2 separate regions of the Homo sapiens genome follow, and region 2 is linked to region 1. The links are chromatin loops, found by intact Hi-C in ENCODE. Cell type or tissue: heart right ventricle. All regions are shown on one strand. Links, peaks and the distances in the headings refer to the core of each region. The heading gives the core; the rest is flanking DNA.

Region 1 (8,349 bases), core at 267-8,266:
GTCCCCAAGGGAAAAATAAAGTTACCTTCATTTATTTAGTTCTTCTTTAATACCTTCCTTAATATAGTGTATATGACACATAAATGAATTTCCTGTTTACACATGGGTCTCGTCCCCAAGATATCTCATTATGTATATGCAAATATTCCAAAACCTGAAAAAATCCTGAATCCAAAACACTTCTGGTCCCAAGCGTTTGGGATGAGGGATAGTCAACCTGTAGTAATTTGAATTCGGCTCAGTCTGACTCCATGGGCTGAAATCTTAACCAATATATTGTTTTTGTCTAATAAACATAATATCGTCATGTCCGTAATTCTTTTGTTGAAATGAAATGCAAATTCCCATGAACTAAGCTATTGCCAATTCCCTAAGGCTGCTTGCTATTCTGTTTACAGTGACAAAGTACTTGATAAGTTGGCCTTAATAATACTACAATCACTTCATAAACAAACCTCTTTATGAGTGCCCAAAGTCTCTTTCATTTAAGGTTTTCTTCACTTTATTATTTTTCAAAAATTAACTTTGTTTTTTTTGAGACGGAGTTTCGCTCTGTCATCCAGGCTGGAGTGCAGTGGTACGATCTCGGCTCACTGAAACCTCCGCCTCTGCCTCCCAGCTTCAAGTGATTCTCCTACCTCAGCTTCCCGAGTAGCTGGGATTACAGGCATGTGCCACCTTGCCCAGCTAATTTGTGTATTTTTAGTAGAGACGGGGTTTAACCATGTTGGCCAGACTGGTCTTGAACTCCTGACCTCAAGTGATCCGCCTGCCTCGGCCTCCTACAGTGCTGGGATTACAGGTGTAAGCCACCATTGCCCAGGCAAAAATTAAATTTATTGATACCTAATCATTATAAGCAAATAGTTCAATGAGTTTTGACTATATATATATAATATAACCACCAATGCAATCAAGATATAGAATATATCTATTACCATGAAAATTTCCCTGCACCTCTTTGCAGTCAATACACCCCATACTGATCTTTTTGTCACTATAGATTAGTTTTGTCTGGCATAGAATTTCATGCAAACAGAATAATATAGAATGTATTGTTTTGTGTTGTCTTCTTTCAGCATAATGTTTTCCAGATTTATCCATGGTGTTGTGTATATAAGTCTTTTGTTCTTTTATATTGTCATGTAGTGTCCCATTGTATGGATATGTCACAGTTTTATTATTCATTATCCTGTCAATAGCCATTTGGATTATTGACAATTTGGATCTATTACAAATGAAACTGTCATGGGCATTTGGGTACAAATCTTTTTGTTGACATATCCTTATTTCTCTTGGAAAATTGCCAGGAGTAGAATTGCTGAGTCATATAATAAGTGTATGTTAAACATTTTGAGAGACTCTCAAACTCTTTTCCAAAGGGAATTTACCCTCTTTCATTCCTACCAGTAATGTGTGGGTTTCAGATGCTCCACATTTTTGTCAACATTTGTTATTGTTAGTATTTTTAAATTTAGCTGGGTGCAGTGGCTCATGCCTGTAATCCCAGCACTTTAGGAGGCCAAGGCAGGAGGATGACTTGAGCCCAGGAGTTCAAGACCATCTGGACAATGTGGAGAGATTCAGAGTCTACAAAAAAATTAAAAATTGGCTGGCTGTGGTCTGAGCTATTCAGGAGGCTGAGGCAGGAGAAGCACTTGAGCCCAGGGGGTTGAGGCTGCAGTGAGCCATGTTTGCCCCACTGCACTCCAGCCTGGGTGACAGACTGAGATCCTCTCTAAAAGACAAACAAAACAAAACAACAACAACAACAACAAAACCAACTTAACCACTCTTTTAAGTTAATTTGAATTTCTCTGATGACCAGTTTTATTGAGTATATTTTCATTTGCCATTCATATATCTTCATATATCTTCTTTATGAAGTATCTGTTCACATCTTTTTCTCACTTTTAAAGTGAGTTGTTTGTCTTTTTATTAAGTTGCTGAAAGTTCTTTATATATTCTGGATGTAAGTCTTTTGTGAAATATGTGTTTTACAAGTGTATTCTCCCAGAACATAACTTGCTTTTTCACTTTATTGATTGATTGATTGATTATTTATTGATTGATTGCTCTGTTGCCCAGGCTGGAGTGCAGTGACATGATCTCAGCTCACTGCAACCTCTGCCTCCTGGGTTCAAGCGATTCTGCTGCTTCAGCCTCCTGAGTAGCTGGGACTCAGGCGCCCACCACCAAGCCCAGCTAATTTTTGTATTTTTGGTAGAGACGGGGTTTCACCATAGTGGCTAGGCTGGTCTTGAGCTCCTGACCTTGTGATCCACCCGCCTTGACCTCCCAAAGTGCTGAGATTACAGGCGTGAGCCACCACACCTGGCCACTTTTTCATTTTATTAATGGCATCTTTTTAAGAGCAAAAGATCTTAATCCTGATGATGTCTAATTTATTGAAAAAAAATTTATGGGGCTAATGCTTTATGTGTCTAAGAAATATTTACCTACCCCAAAGTTGTGAAGACTTTCTTTGATGTTTTGTCCTAAAGGACTGACAGTTTTAGCTTTTACATTTAAGTCTATGACCCATTTCAAGTAGACTTTTCTGTGCAGTGTGAGGTCAAGATTGAGGTTCATTTTTCTCCATGTGATTATTTAGTTGTTCAACAATATTAAAAGAGTATTCTGTTCCCATTGACTTACCTGGCATCTTTGACCACATACATGTGGGTCTATTTCTGGACTCTATTCTGTTCTGTTGATCTATTTTCTACCCTGACAGCATACCATACTGCACTGATTATTGTAGCTTTATAAGTCAAGAAATTATGTAGTCCTCAACTTTGCTCTCCTTAAAAAAAAAAAAAGAAACAAAAGATTTTACTATTCCAGGACTTTACATTTTCACATAAATTTTATAATTCACTAGTCAATTCCTACAAGAATGCCTGTTCAGATTTTGATTGGGATTGCATTGAATCTATAGATCATTTTAGGGAGAACTGACATCTTAATGATATTGAGTTTTCCAATCCATGAACATGGGATATCTCTCCATTTATTTAGATCTTCTTTAATATTTTCAGAAATATTTTTTAGTGTTTAGGTCTTGCACATACTTTGTTAAGTTTATCCTAAAATGTTTCATGTTATTTCATGTATTTATATTTAACTTCCAGTTTCCAAATGTTTATGGCCAGTATGTAAAAATACAATTGATTTTGATATAATGACCTTGTATCCTGTGACCTAGCCAAATGCACAATGCTTTAGTAGCTTTTTTTGTGTGAATTCTTTAGGATTTTCTACATACATGATCAGGTCATCTGTGAATAAAAACCTTATATTCTGAGTCACTCACATTTGTGCTTTTAGTTTTGTAATAAAAAACAAACACAGATTGAGGAATGAGTCATCTTTGAGGTGCTACATTTTGCTTGGTTCACATAAACTGCATTGCTTTATCAATACAAAGTCTTTTAAAACTTAAATTGGATATCTGAGAGTTAATATGTCAAAAGTTTCTTAGGCACAACACAGCATATTGAATTGGAATTTTTTGTTTTCCTCTCTATCTCTTCTAGCTGTCCTCTATCTCCATACATAAAACATTTTTGTGTCCTCAGAGCCTAACAGTACCTCACACTTAAAAGTTGTTTAGTTAATAGTTATAAAATGAAGGAATGATGTGATTAAGACCTGTTTAGGCCAGGCGTGGTGGCTCACGCCTGTAATCCCAGCACTTTGGGAGGCCAAGGCAAGAGGATCACTTGAGGTCAGGAGTTTGAGACCAGCCTGGCCAACATGGTGAAACCCTGTCTCTACTAAAAATACAAAATCTAGCGGGGCATGACATGCATGCCTGTAATCCCAGCTACTCTGGAGGCTGAGGCAAGAGAATCACTTGAACCCGGGAGGCGGAGATTACAGTGAGCTGAGATCATACCACTGCACTCCAGCCTGGGCGACAGAGCAAGATTCTGTCTCAATAATAATAATAATAATAAAGACCTGTTTAGAATGACTTCCACTATAACCTAAAGAAGTCTGTTTTCTTTGGGCCTCAACAATTTCATTCAAATTATATCATTGGTATGATCCCCTGACTAGTTTTTCTGTTATCCTTTAGATGAATATTTCTGAGTATCATTTTCTAATCCCTTTTAAAAACTTGTTTTAACTATAATATAGTTATAACCCATTTAACAATTATTATATTCATTAAAAAATTGCAGATTTTTTCCATTTGAAAGTAAATTTTGGCCCCATTTTCTTGATCTTTCATCTGAATACTTCAGTTGGAAGATATTGGGCAGGCATTTACATGTCCTTGGTACTAGTAGCTTATGACACAGTGTTGGTGTTGAACTGACAACACAAGATCTCTGCTTTCAACGCTGCCAGAGAGTTTAGAGGAGGCATGGGAACAGGGGGTTCTTCCAGCACTTGGCTTAATTTCATCTGGTTCATAGCCAGCTTTCTAAAATTAACTGCGGCTAAAGCTGAGAAGGCTTTTTAAAAAGACCTTTGGTAGAATTATCCACTAAAGGCCACCAGATGGATCTATTCTTCCTTAAAAGAAGACAATTTCTGCTGTGAGACAGCCATTCTACGTATAACCAATGTGTCTGGTTGTCCTGCGCTGGTAAAGTCCCAGCTCACCATCTAACATCACTATCTTAATACCCTAAACCCTCATTGCTTGCTGCAGAAAGTCAAATTTCTTATTTAGGGTTCTCTTGCCCAAATGTTTCCAAGAATCCCCGGATCCTTATATGTGTCCAAATAACAGATCTGATTGTCACGTGGGGCTGAGCTATCACTTCATATCCTCAAGCCAAAGAGGTTGGCCAAGATGGCTTTCTGCCCTCTTAATTGTTGCAGTCACCTTCATGGTAAAGATGGAAGTGGGTGTGAAGTAAGAAAGATAATGCCTTTTTTGGTGGTACTTTCTCTTAGGGATAGAGGTGTCCCTTCAAATCAAGATAATTTGAGGCTTAAAGTGTTATAGCAATAACTGTGAGTGGATTTTCTTAGTTAGTTTTCATTAGTCCTTAGTTTTCTCAGGTATTATCAGCCTGGGGGGAAGGGGCAGAAGATCTTAATTCATGACCAAAAAGCATAAAAAATACCACTAATGTTTACATAAATTTCCCCAGTTCTGTGTTTTTATAAGCATTATATTTAATGACTTCCTAGTACACTAGTGAAAGGTAGTATTTCAATTTATTTAACTATTATCCAACCATTGGTCATATAGATTGTTTCTTAGTTATTGCTATTATATACGATGCTTCAATGAGTATCATTTAGACATTAAGGACATTAAGCTTTGCCATATTTAAAATCATTTCCCTGGTGTAGACTGCTAAAACTAGAATGTGTAGGTCCAATGGTATGTGAATATTTTTCTGCTTTTTGAGACACATCCTCTAATTGATAGAAAGCAGATCCATTCAGAAAAGAAAATAACTTTCCAGTTATCAGAATATAGGTACCATTGTCCTCTAATATTTAAGAACATGAAAAATGGGACTAAAGATCAGAAGGTTATTTTAGTGAGCAAATAACAGACTAGAGGAAATATTATTGGCCTATGGAGAGTTTAAATCAGGCTATGGTATGCAGGCCAGACTGATCTTTTACTTCCAGACCCATCACTAGTATATTTTGGGGGCCCAGGTTATTACTGAAAGTAAACAGGACAGACTTCAAGGCTTCCATTTTTCTGGGAAGATGGGTTTCTTGATCTCCCTAGGATAGATGAGCCTTGGTCATGTGGTTTCTTCCAGCATCCACCAGCTGAGGAACAAAGTATCAGAGGAGCATGATGTTCTCAGGAAGAAAGAGATGGAGTCAGGGCCCAAAGCATCCCATGGCTATGGAGGTCGGTTTGGAGTAGAAAGAGACCGAATGGACAAGGTAAGTTGAAAGGGAAAGATTTGCTTTAAAAAAATACAAGCCGGGTGCGGTGGCTCACGCCTGTAATCCCAGCACTTTGGAAGGCCAAGGTGGGTGGATCATGAGGTTAGGAGATCGAGACCATCCTGGCTAACACGGTGAAACCCCATCTCTACTAAAAATACAAAAAATTAGCCGTGCGTCGTGGTGGGTGCCTGTAGTCCCAGCTACTCAGGAGGCTGAGGCAGGAGAATGGCGTGAACCTGGGAGGCAGAGCTTGCAGTGAGCCGAGATCATGCCACTGCACTCCAGCCTGGGAGACAGAGCGAGACTCTGTCTCAAAAAAAAAAAAAATAAATAAAATAAATAAATAATACATTAAAAAATTGATATATATACTTATATATTTTGTAAATATGTATAATTATATACTTATATATAATTATATACCTCTATAATAAGAGCCAACTATATATAAGTATATATAATTGACTCTATAATAAATAATTGGCTCTATAATAATTGGCTATAAAATAATTGGCTCTATAAGAGCCAATTATATGTAAGTATATAATTATATAAGTATATATTTATTATATATACTTATATATTTTATATATGTTATAAATATAATATAATGTATATTATATTTTATATATTATATATAAGTGTATATATATTATAAGTATATATAATATAATATATACTTATAATATATAATATATAATAAGTATATATATTAATATATATTATATATATTAATATATGTAATAAATATATATTAATATATATAATATATACTTATATACTTATATATAACAGATACTATATATAAGTATATATAATATATAATATATCTATATTATATATTATATATCATATATAATATATAATCTACATTATTAATACATTATATTACATATTATTACTATGTAATATATTACATAGTAATATATTACATAGTAATAATATGTAATATAATGTAATATATTATATACTATAATTAATATATAATATATATTATATTATATAAGTATATAAAATATAATACATAAAATATAATATATATTATATATTTTTATTTATAAATATATATAAAATATATATAAATATATAAAATATATAAAAATATAAATAATATATTTAATATTATATTATTATATATTAATTATAAGATATATTATATATATACTTATATATAGTATCTGTTATATATAAGTATATATTATATATAAGTATATAATTAATATATTATATATTAATACAAGTATATAATTAATATATTATATATTAATACATTATATATTATATACTTATATAATTATTTATAAATATATTTATAAATATATATTATTAATATATGTTACATAATTATAAGTAAATGTAAATATATAAATTTATATTATGTATATTTTAATATATTATAATTATATGATATAACATATTTATATTATAAATATATAGTTTATTCATAAATATATAGTATATAATATTTAAGTATATTTAAAAATTTTGCTAAAACACCCAGATACTTTTGTTCTAGATCAAAATATATATTTTTTGACTCATTCATTGGTTCATGAGTTAAAACTCATTCAAAAGTACAGTAGTCATTTGGTCTAAAATATAATGTCCACATATTATTTGTATCAAATTTTTCTGATCTCAACACATAAGATATACATGGCAGAAAATAAGAACCAAGATATTAGAACTGCTGGCCTGTTGTAGCCCCAACCACATTGTAACTCCTAGACCAAGAAGACAGGGAGCACAAGTGGAGAAGGAAAAAATATGTTTTAAAATTATTTGCTGCATTTAAATGTTTATGTATTATGTCTATGTTGCAACTTCTCTTTATTATTTTATTTACTGTGTATTTAGTGATTTTTTTTGTATACATGTCCTACATTACATGGTGTATAAAGCTCAGAGTTCACTTCTGAACTTTGATGGCCATACAGGAGCAAAGATCTAGAACAAAATCATTGGCTCTCCTAGTGAAATATTCCATCCCGGCTATGGCGTCCGGTCAGTCCCCTTGGTCTCTCCTCCACACTACCCCACACTACACTCTGTTCTGCTGCACAATGCTCTTGTTTCAGCTCTTTTTGTTTCTGGTTTAAACACTGCTCTGTCTACCTTGTCTCTATCCCCTGGTTCCCAGCCCATCCTATGGGAGTGTTCAGAATGAAGGATTCCTAATGGTATTAGAGAAGAACAGGGATGAGCAGGTCTCCAGAAAAAGTCATCTTGCTCTCCCATCGCGTATTCCTTGGCACCACTGTCAGAGGCTATAGATCTGACCCAGAATGGAATTTCTTACATGCCTACATCCCACTCCATATCTGTATTTATTTTTTTAAGGTCATTTTTATCTTTTCACTCACTCCATCCTTGATTTTTCTCAGAGTGCAGTGGGCCATGAGTATGTTGCCGAGGTGGAGAAGCACTCTTCTCAGACGGATGCTGCCAAAGGCTTTGGGGGCAAGT
Region 2 (8,349 bases), core at 40-8,039, 83 kb after region 1:
GGGAGGCTGAGGCAGAAGAATCGCTTGAACCCAGGAGGCAGAGGTTGCAGTGAGCTGAGATCATGTCACTGCACTCCAGCCTGGGCGACAGAGCAAGACTCCGTCTCAAAAAAAAAAAAAAAAAAAAAGTTTTCACATTGCAACTCATCTTTAAGAAACTGCTACTTGTTGAGTTTGTGTTGTAATTTCAAAGAATATCCACAATTATTTCAAAGGCTACAAGAATACTCCTTTTTCTAGCATCATATCTGTATGAGGTCAGATTTTCTTCTTACACTTCAATAGAGTAATGCATCAGAAAAGGTGACTGCAAAAGCAGGAGAGAATTCTGCCATCTTCCATTAAGCCCTAAAGTACTAAAATGTAAAACAATGCCATTGGTCTCACAATTTTTTTTTGTGTGTGGAAAATATAGTTAACACGTCACGCATTTATCATTTTATTTTGAAAGGAATGAATAAATATATTTTAATCTCAGTTTTCACTTTGAATATGGTAAATATCTAGGTATATCCTATAGAAACAAAAGTTCTTTGGAGTCCTTAACAATTTTTAAGAATATAAAGAGGTTCTGAGACCAAAAAATTGGAACAGCAATAACAACAGATGGCCTAAGGCTTAGCATTTAATTGAAAAGAAATTAAACTTCACTAAGCATCTGTTCTTCAGTACAATCCTAAGAGTAAATAAATGATGCAGTAACATTCAGTAGCAACATTAGGATACCGTCAGACATCCAAGTGCTTCATATACATGATTCATGTGATCCTCGACAAACACATGGGGTAATGGACAATTATTATCAACCTCTTAAAGATGAAGAGACATGAGATCTAAAAGTTTGGCCAGGTAGAGAAGAAGCATAGCTGGGAATGAATCAGGTCTTACTGACTCTTGTACACACAGTCTAAACCCTGGCCCACTTTCCTGGGATGGGCATTGAGAGTCTGTAGCTTAAACTAGCATATTAAAGAAACAAAGAAGCAAACGATTCAACTGGTCTACAGTGCTTTCCCTGATCGAGGCTATCAAGAGCATAAGGCAGAATTGCCACTAGCAGAACCACATTTACTCAGCAATTTTTTATTGCCTTCTTCCTACAAATGGGCACTTACATAGGTCTGTGGATTCTGCAATGAACGAAGTACACAAAAATAGTTGCTATGATGGAGTTTACATTCTAATTAAGGATTTCCAAAGGCCTGGCTAACACAGATGGAGAAAGTTTGGGAGCCCTGCAGAACTGACAACCACACTCAGTAAGTAAGGAGTCTCACATTCACTCCCTGATTTTCATGAGGTGAACAGTCAGTCTTTCTGACCTTCCTTCTGTCCCCAACCATCTATATCATGTCCCTCTAATGTGAATGGGCTGAGTGGTTTGCATCCTTTAATATTGCTCCTTTGATTTTTCAAATCCTCTTTGAGCACTTAAAGCCCCACATTCTGGCTACCCTCCCCGCTCCCCCATGCTTACCTGTCACGAATCCCCTTAGAGTAACCATTTTCAGTCCTACGTGGTGTGTCTCTCTCTGGAAATGCAGTTTCCTTAGTGTGTCCTCATGCAGAAGACCCTGTATTTAAATGTAATTTTTATACAATCAGACCTCCTCCTGCCCCTGCACCACCCAGACACACCCTGATGTCCCACCCTTCATTCATTCATTTGTTCATTCAATATAAGTATGCTTAGAGCATAGTGTAACTGTTGCTGAAAATAGTAATTATTCTTTTTTTATACTCAAACTTCCTACCTTTGACAACCCTTCAAGGCGACTCCTGTGCTTTTTGATGCAACCACCTTTTTACTTTTACACTTGCGTTGTTCAAAGTTTTAGGTGTAAAATTCCTCTAGGCGTGGTAACACACGCCTGTGGTCTGAGTTATTCGGGAGGCTGAGGTGGAAGGATCACTTGGGCCTGGGAGGTTGAGGCTGCAGTGAGCCCTAATTGCACCAGTCTACTCCAGTCTGGGCAACAGAGCGAGACAGCAAGACCCTATCTCAAAAAAATAAAAGTAAAGTTTTAGGAGTGTATCTTTAAAATAGTGATCTGATCTAAGAATTTTCTTATGGAATAATCCATTTATGTTTGATAGGATAAGAACACAGTAATCCCACCTTATCCACAGTTTTGCTTTCTGTGGTTTCAGTCAACTGCCACCCAAAAATATTAAATGGAAACTTCCATAAATAAAAAATGTGTTAGTTTTCATTTCTTTTCTTTTCTTTTTGAGACGGAGTTTCACTCTTGTTGCCCAGGCTGGAGTGCAATGGCATCATCTCGGCTCACTGCAATATCCACCTCCCCGGTTCAAGCGATTCTCCTGCCTCAGCCTCCCAAGTAGCTACGATTAGAGGCATGTGCAACCCACCAGCTGTTTTTGTATTTTTTTTAGTAGAGACGGGGTTTCACCATGTTGATCAGGCTGTCTTGAACTTCTGACCTCAAGTGATCCGCCCGCCTTGGCCTCCCAGAGTGCTGGGATTACAGGCGTAAGCCACCGTGTCCAGCCCTTTTTTTTTAAATGCTCAAATTTTAAATTGGCTGTACTGCTCCGCCCAGGATGTGAATCATCCCTTTGTCCAGTGTATCCATGCTGTATAAGCTACCTGGCCTATACAATGCAGTCGTATAGGAAGAAACCGAGGATCCTGGAATGTATCCCCATGGATAATGGGGGGATCACTACTTATTTCTACCTAATTTCTTACAATCTTTGTGTGTTTTTAACTTTTCCAGCCTTCTGTTAGAATGGTTGCCTTTTATTTTCTCCCCCTCTCAAATGGTATGTAAGTTATATGCAAGATTTAAAGTTACATTATTTTTATTTCTTTATTCTTTGTTTAGAGATGGTATTCACTCTGTCACCCAAGCTGGACTGCAGTGGTGCCATCATGGCTCACTGCAGCCTTGACCTCCTGGGCTAGAATGATTCTCTCACTTCAGCCTCCCCAGTAGCTGGGACTACAGATATGCACCACCACCCCCAGCTAATTAAAAAAAATTTTTTTTTGTAAAGATGGGGTGTTGCTAGGTTGCCCAGGCTGGTCTAGAACTCCTGGGCCCAAGTGATCCTCCTGCCTTGGCCCCCCAAAATGCTGGGATTACAGGCATGAATCACTACGTCCAGCCTAAGTTTGCTTTTATGTTCCTAAAAGTGGTCATTATTATTTTTGTCATAAATATTTATTTAGATTTAACCATATGTTTATCAAGTACTTTGATCATCATTGCTTCTTTCATCCTCTTTCTTTTGGGCACAGTTTTATTTTTTCTGATGTAGAATCAAAAATAGTTCTTTTAACTGTAAACATTTTCAAACTTTCTTTGTCTAAAATATCTTTATTACGTTATCATTCTTGCATAATAGGTTAGGTGAGTACAGAAGCCATTTATTTGAGAAGTCTGCTAACATCCAAACTTTTATTCCTTTGCAGGTAATTGTTCTCTACTCTCTAGTTGCTTTTATTTTATTTTATTTTATTTTTCTAAGATGGAGTCTTGCTCTGTCACCCAGGCTGGAGTGCAGTGGCACAATCTCGGCTCACTGCAACCTCTGCCTCCCAGGTTCAAGCAATTCTCCTGCCTCAGCCTCCTGACTAGCTGAGATTACAGGCGCTAGCCACCATGTCCCAGCTATATATATACACACATATATATACACATATATATATATATATGTGTGTATATATATATATACACAAAATACAAAAAATACATATATATATACACACATATATATGTGTGTGTGTATATATATATATATATATATGTATTTTTTGTATTTTTTTAGTAGAGACGGGGTTTTACCATGTTGGCCAGGCTGGCCTCAAACTACTGATCTCGTGATCCGCCTGCCACGGCCTCCTAAAGTGCTGAGATTATAGGCATGAGCCACTGTGCCTGGCCTCTAGTTGCTTTTAAAAGATGTGCACTTTGTCCAGAGTGTCTCAGCCTCCCGAATAGCTGGGAGGCATACAGGCGCCCGCCACCGTGCCCAGCTAATTTTAGTATTTTTAGTAGAGACAGGGTTTCAGCATATTGGTCAGGCTGGTCTCAAACTCCTGACCTCAAGTGATCCTCCCATCTTGGCCTCCCAAAGTGTTGGAATTACAGGCGTGAGCCACCATGCCCAGCCTCTCCTGAACTTTCAGAGCTGCAGCTTGTTTAGCCATAATGCCAGAGTCTGATATGTATCTTTTATCACTGTGGCTGATACTTTTTCTTGACGTTAAATTTTGTTTTTTCTGTAGTACTGTGCCCACTCAGCCCTGCCACCATCTCCCTCAAAATGACTGGTCTTACTTATTCATCTGTTTATTTGTTTTTTAAATTTATTCATTCATTGATGACTTATTAATTGAGCACCTACTGGTAACAAGCACTATTCTGGGACTAAGCAGAGTGGAAGGGGTCTCCAATTATGACTATAACACAGTTGTCTCTTGCTTCCCACTTTGGTAGTACTATCAGCTTGCTAGCCTACACTTCTCTGGACCAGGGAGGGGGCTCTGACCCTTGATCCTTCCTGCTGCTCTGCCAGCTGGCCCAGAGGGCACAAGTCTTAGACTAATGTATCAGATCTAGAAACAAAACATGAAAGCTGTTGATCTGCATCCTACCAAAGAAAGAAGATTCACTCTTGTTGCCCAGGCTGGAGTGCAATAGCGTGATCTAGGCTCGCTGCAACCTCCCGGTTCAAGCGATTCTTCTGCCTCAGCCTCCCTAGTAGCTGGGACTACAGGCGCCTGCCACCACGCCTGGCTAATTTTTGTATTTTTAGTAGAGATGGGGTTTACCACGTTGACCAGGCTGGTCTTGAACTCCCGATCTCAGGTGATCCGCCCCCCTCAGCCTCCCAAAGTGCTGGGAATTACAGGCATGAGCCACCGCGCCCAGCAATGCCTAAATCTTTTGGCATTAAAAGATTTAGTCATTTTTGGCCGGGCATGGTGGCTCACGCCTGTAATCCCAGCACTTTGGGACGCTGAGGCGGGCAGATCACGAGGTCAGGAGATCGACACCATCCTGGCCAACATGGTGAAACCCCGTCTCTACTAAATACAAAAAATTAGCCGGGCGTGGTGGTGGGCGCCTATAGTCCCAGCTACTCGGGAGGCTGAGGCAGGGGAATCGCTTGAACCTGGGAGGCGGAGGTTGCAGTGAGCCGAGATTGTGCCACTGCACTCCAGCCTGGTGACAAAGTGAGACTCTGTCTCAAAAAAAAAAAAAAAAAAAAAAAAAGATTTAGGCATTAAAGGATTGATCCAAGAAATGGGACAATAATTGACAGATGTTGCAGAAAGAGCTAACACAGTAGCTACAGAGAAACCTCACAATTTAACCCAATATCTGTCTCAAAATCTCTATCTTATTCTTTTCAGCAGTATCTCACTCCTTTTTTTTTTTTTTATGAGACAGGTCTCCCCTGAAGACACTGCTGGTGTGATCATAGCTCACTGCAGCCTCAAACTCCAGTGCTCAAGTAATCCTCAAGTAAGCCTCTTGAGTAGCTGGGACTACAGATGCATGACACCACACCTATTATTATTATTATTATTATTATTATTATTATTATTATTATTTTGTAGAGATGGGATTTCCCTATGTTGCTTAGGCTTGGCTTCAAGAGATACTCCCAGGCTGGGCACGGTGGCTCATGCCTGTAATCCCAGTACTTTGGGAGGCCGAGGCGGGTGGATCATCTGAGGTTGGGTTTCAAGACCAGCCTGTCCAACATGGCAAAACCCCATCTCTACTAAAAATATGAAAATTAGCCAGGCCCAGTGGTGCGTGCCTGTAGTCCCAGCTAATACTACTCGGGAGGTGGAGGTGGGAGAATCGCTTGAACCAGGGAGGCAGAGGTTGCAGTGAGCCAAGATCAGGCCACTGAACTCCATCCTGGGCAAGGGACTGAGACTCCATGTCAAAAAAGAAAAGAGAGAGATGATCCTCCCACCTCAGCCACCCAAAGTGCTGGGATTATAGGCATGAGCCATCGTGTCCAGCCAACTTTCATTTATTTATGCATTTTTGAGACAGGATCTTGCTCTGTTGACCAGGCTGGAGTGCAGTGGCATGATCATAGCTCACTGCAGCCTTGACCTCCCAGACTCAAATGATCCTCCCACTCTAGACTCCAGAGTTGCTGGGACCATAGGTGTGAACCACTGCGCCCAGCCCCTCAGCCAACTTCTTAAATGTCTCTTGGTTATCTATGCCTACCAAATTCTCTTATTCCTGTCAGTCTGTTGCACTCCTATCCATCTCCTCCTTCCTCCTTCCCTCCCTTTCTCCTCTATTTCTCCTCTTTTACCCTTCCTCTCTCTAAATCTCTTTCAAAACTCAATTTCTCAGCCAGGCACGGTGGCTCATGCCTGTAATCCCAGCACTTGGGGAGGCAGAGGCGGGTGAATCACTTGAAGTCAGGAGTTCCAGAGAAGCCTGGCCAACATGTTGAAACTCCGTCTCTACTAAAAATATAAAAATTAGCTAGGCGCAGGGGTGCATGCCTGTAATCCTAGCTACTCGGGAGGCTGAGGCGGGAGGATTGCTTGAGGCTGGGAGGCAGAGGTTGCAGTAAGCTGAGATTGAGCCACTGCATTCCAGCCTGGGTGAGAGAACAAGACTCCATCTCAAAGAAAAAAAAAAAGGAAAATATACTGAAACAAAAAGGCCAATAAAGAAAAACCAAAATTAAAGAGAGAAGGAAGCAAACTATTAACAGGGTTTCTTAAGGGATTGGGATTCCCTTGAACAGACGCATAGTTCATTATTGTCATTTTTTTTTATAAGAATGAGAAAAAGACTGCGCGCAGTGGCTCACGCCTATAATCCCAACACTTTGGGAGTCCGAGGCAGGAGAATCACTTGAGCCCAGTAATTTGAGACTAGCCTGTGCAACATAGCCAGACCCTGTCTCTATTTAATTATTTTTTAATGAGAAAAAAATGAAAATTTAAAATAAATCAGATTTGCTGAACTCTTTCTGCATCTCTTCCCCATTTTCAGCCTGTTTATGTGCTGAGCTTTACCTTGAGTGGACCTAGGGTAGGGACAAGCCCAGCTTTGCCCTCAGGCAGCTCCTCCTTTCTTTTCTCTACCCTTCTGTTTTCCTAACTAGTGGGAAATGCAGATTCCTTTCTTGCAGATAGAAGCCAGTGTGTGAAGAGGTAAGACTGTAGGAGTGCCCTGTAGCACAAAGGGGAGAGAATGTCCTAGGTGAGAGCACCCCAGAAGACAGCAAAGATTCCCAGCTTCAGCAATGAGCCAGGAGAGAACTGTCAGCAGAGGTAGAAGCCCATGGCTTGTGTTGAAAGGGAGGGAAATTGTCTGGAAGGAGCCTTAGGGGCCTGCCCTTAATCTCCACTCCCACCCTGAGGGAAGATCCTGTGCAGCTATGTGGCATAGATTATGGTTGTTGGGGATATTGTGTCTTCATTCCAGTAAACCCATTTATTCATCCTAAAAGACTAGTGCCCTTGGGACAAGACCCTTATTCCAGGAGCTGGTCTTGTTTCTGAAAGTCTGATTGGCTCATTCTTTCTTATCCCCAGGTTGCTTCTTCTCCAGCTCGCCCTCCTCTGAGCTTGGCAGGGCCTAAGACTCCTCCCTAACTCCTGCCTGCCAGTGTCCTTGTTCAAACGTGAAGAGCTAAAAGAAGGCAAAGATGTAAATAAAACTTAGGCAGTTTCCCCAGAAGTAAAAGTATCTGCAAGATGAGGAGAAGGACAGAAAAGGAAGGATAAGGAGAGTGAGAAAATGTAGAAAACAGTGAGAATGGGCCCTGGAGCCAGAATATATGCATCTAGGCTCCACTATTTACTAGATGTGTGGCCTTGGGCATTTTTTTTTTTTTTTTTTTCAGACAGAGTCTCGCTCTGTCTCCCAGGCTGGAGTGCAGTAGCACAATCTCGGCTCACTGCAAGCTCCGCCTCCTGGCTTCACGCCATTCTCCTGCCTTACCCTCCCGAGTAGCTGGGACTAGCGCCCGCCACCGCGCCCGGCTAATGTTTTGCATTTTTAGTAGAGATGGGGTTTCACCATGTTAGCCAGGATGGTCTCAATCTCCTGACCTCGTGATCCGCCTGTCTCGGAATCCCAAAGTGCTGGGATTACAGGCGTGAGCCACCACGCCCGGCCAACCCTGGGCATGTTACCTAACCTTTTGGGGTGGTTCTGAGGTTGTCAACCCAAGTAACAAATGGAAAGAGGCCCTCTAAAAGGAAAAGATATAAATCTGGGAATAGAGCATTGCAAAGGGAATACACATGCCATAATAAATTATGGGCATATTCAGGGAGGTAGAGGAAGACAAAGATGTTTAAAGGAAGAAACGAAGAGAATT

The links. Peaks named below come from ENCODE experiments on the same cell type or tissue, not always from the same donor. Only the 100,000 strongest peaks of a DNase experiment are listed, where the experiment ranks them.
Region 2: it touches region 1 in a loop (2.1-fold over the local background); 5 of 110 quality-filtered maps call a loop at or near these places.

What each region holds. Positions count from the first base shown.
Region 1 is chr3:121,644,847-121,653,195 of GRCh38, reverse strand. HCLS1 (hematopoietic cell-specific Lyn substrate 1) reads left to right here. Exons shown (of 14, transcript NM_005335.6): 4 at 5,748-5,877; 5 at 8,268-8,349. Among named protein-coding and RNA genes, the nearest start is that of HCLS1, 12 kb to the left of the region's middle. In heart right ventricle, for the core only: a CTCF peak has its summit at 4,500 (motif pointing right); no DNase peak of the experiment used is centred there; H3K27ac peaks cover 1,927 bases.
Region 2 is chr3:121,561,142-121,569,490 of GRCh38, reverse strand. ARGFX (arginine-fifty homeobox) reads right to left here and starts at 1,542. Exons shown (of 5, transcript NM_001012659.2): 1 at 1,478-1,542. RefSeq lists an enhancer at 7,772-8,349. In heart right ventricle, for the core only: no CTCF peak of the experiment used is centred there; no DNase peak of the experiment used is centred there.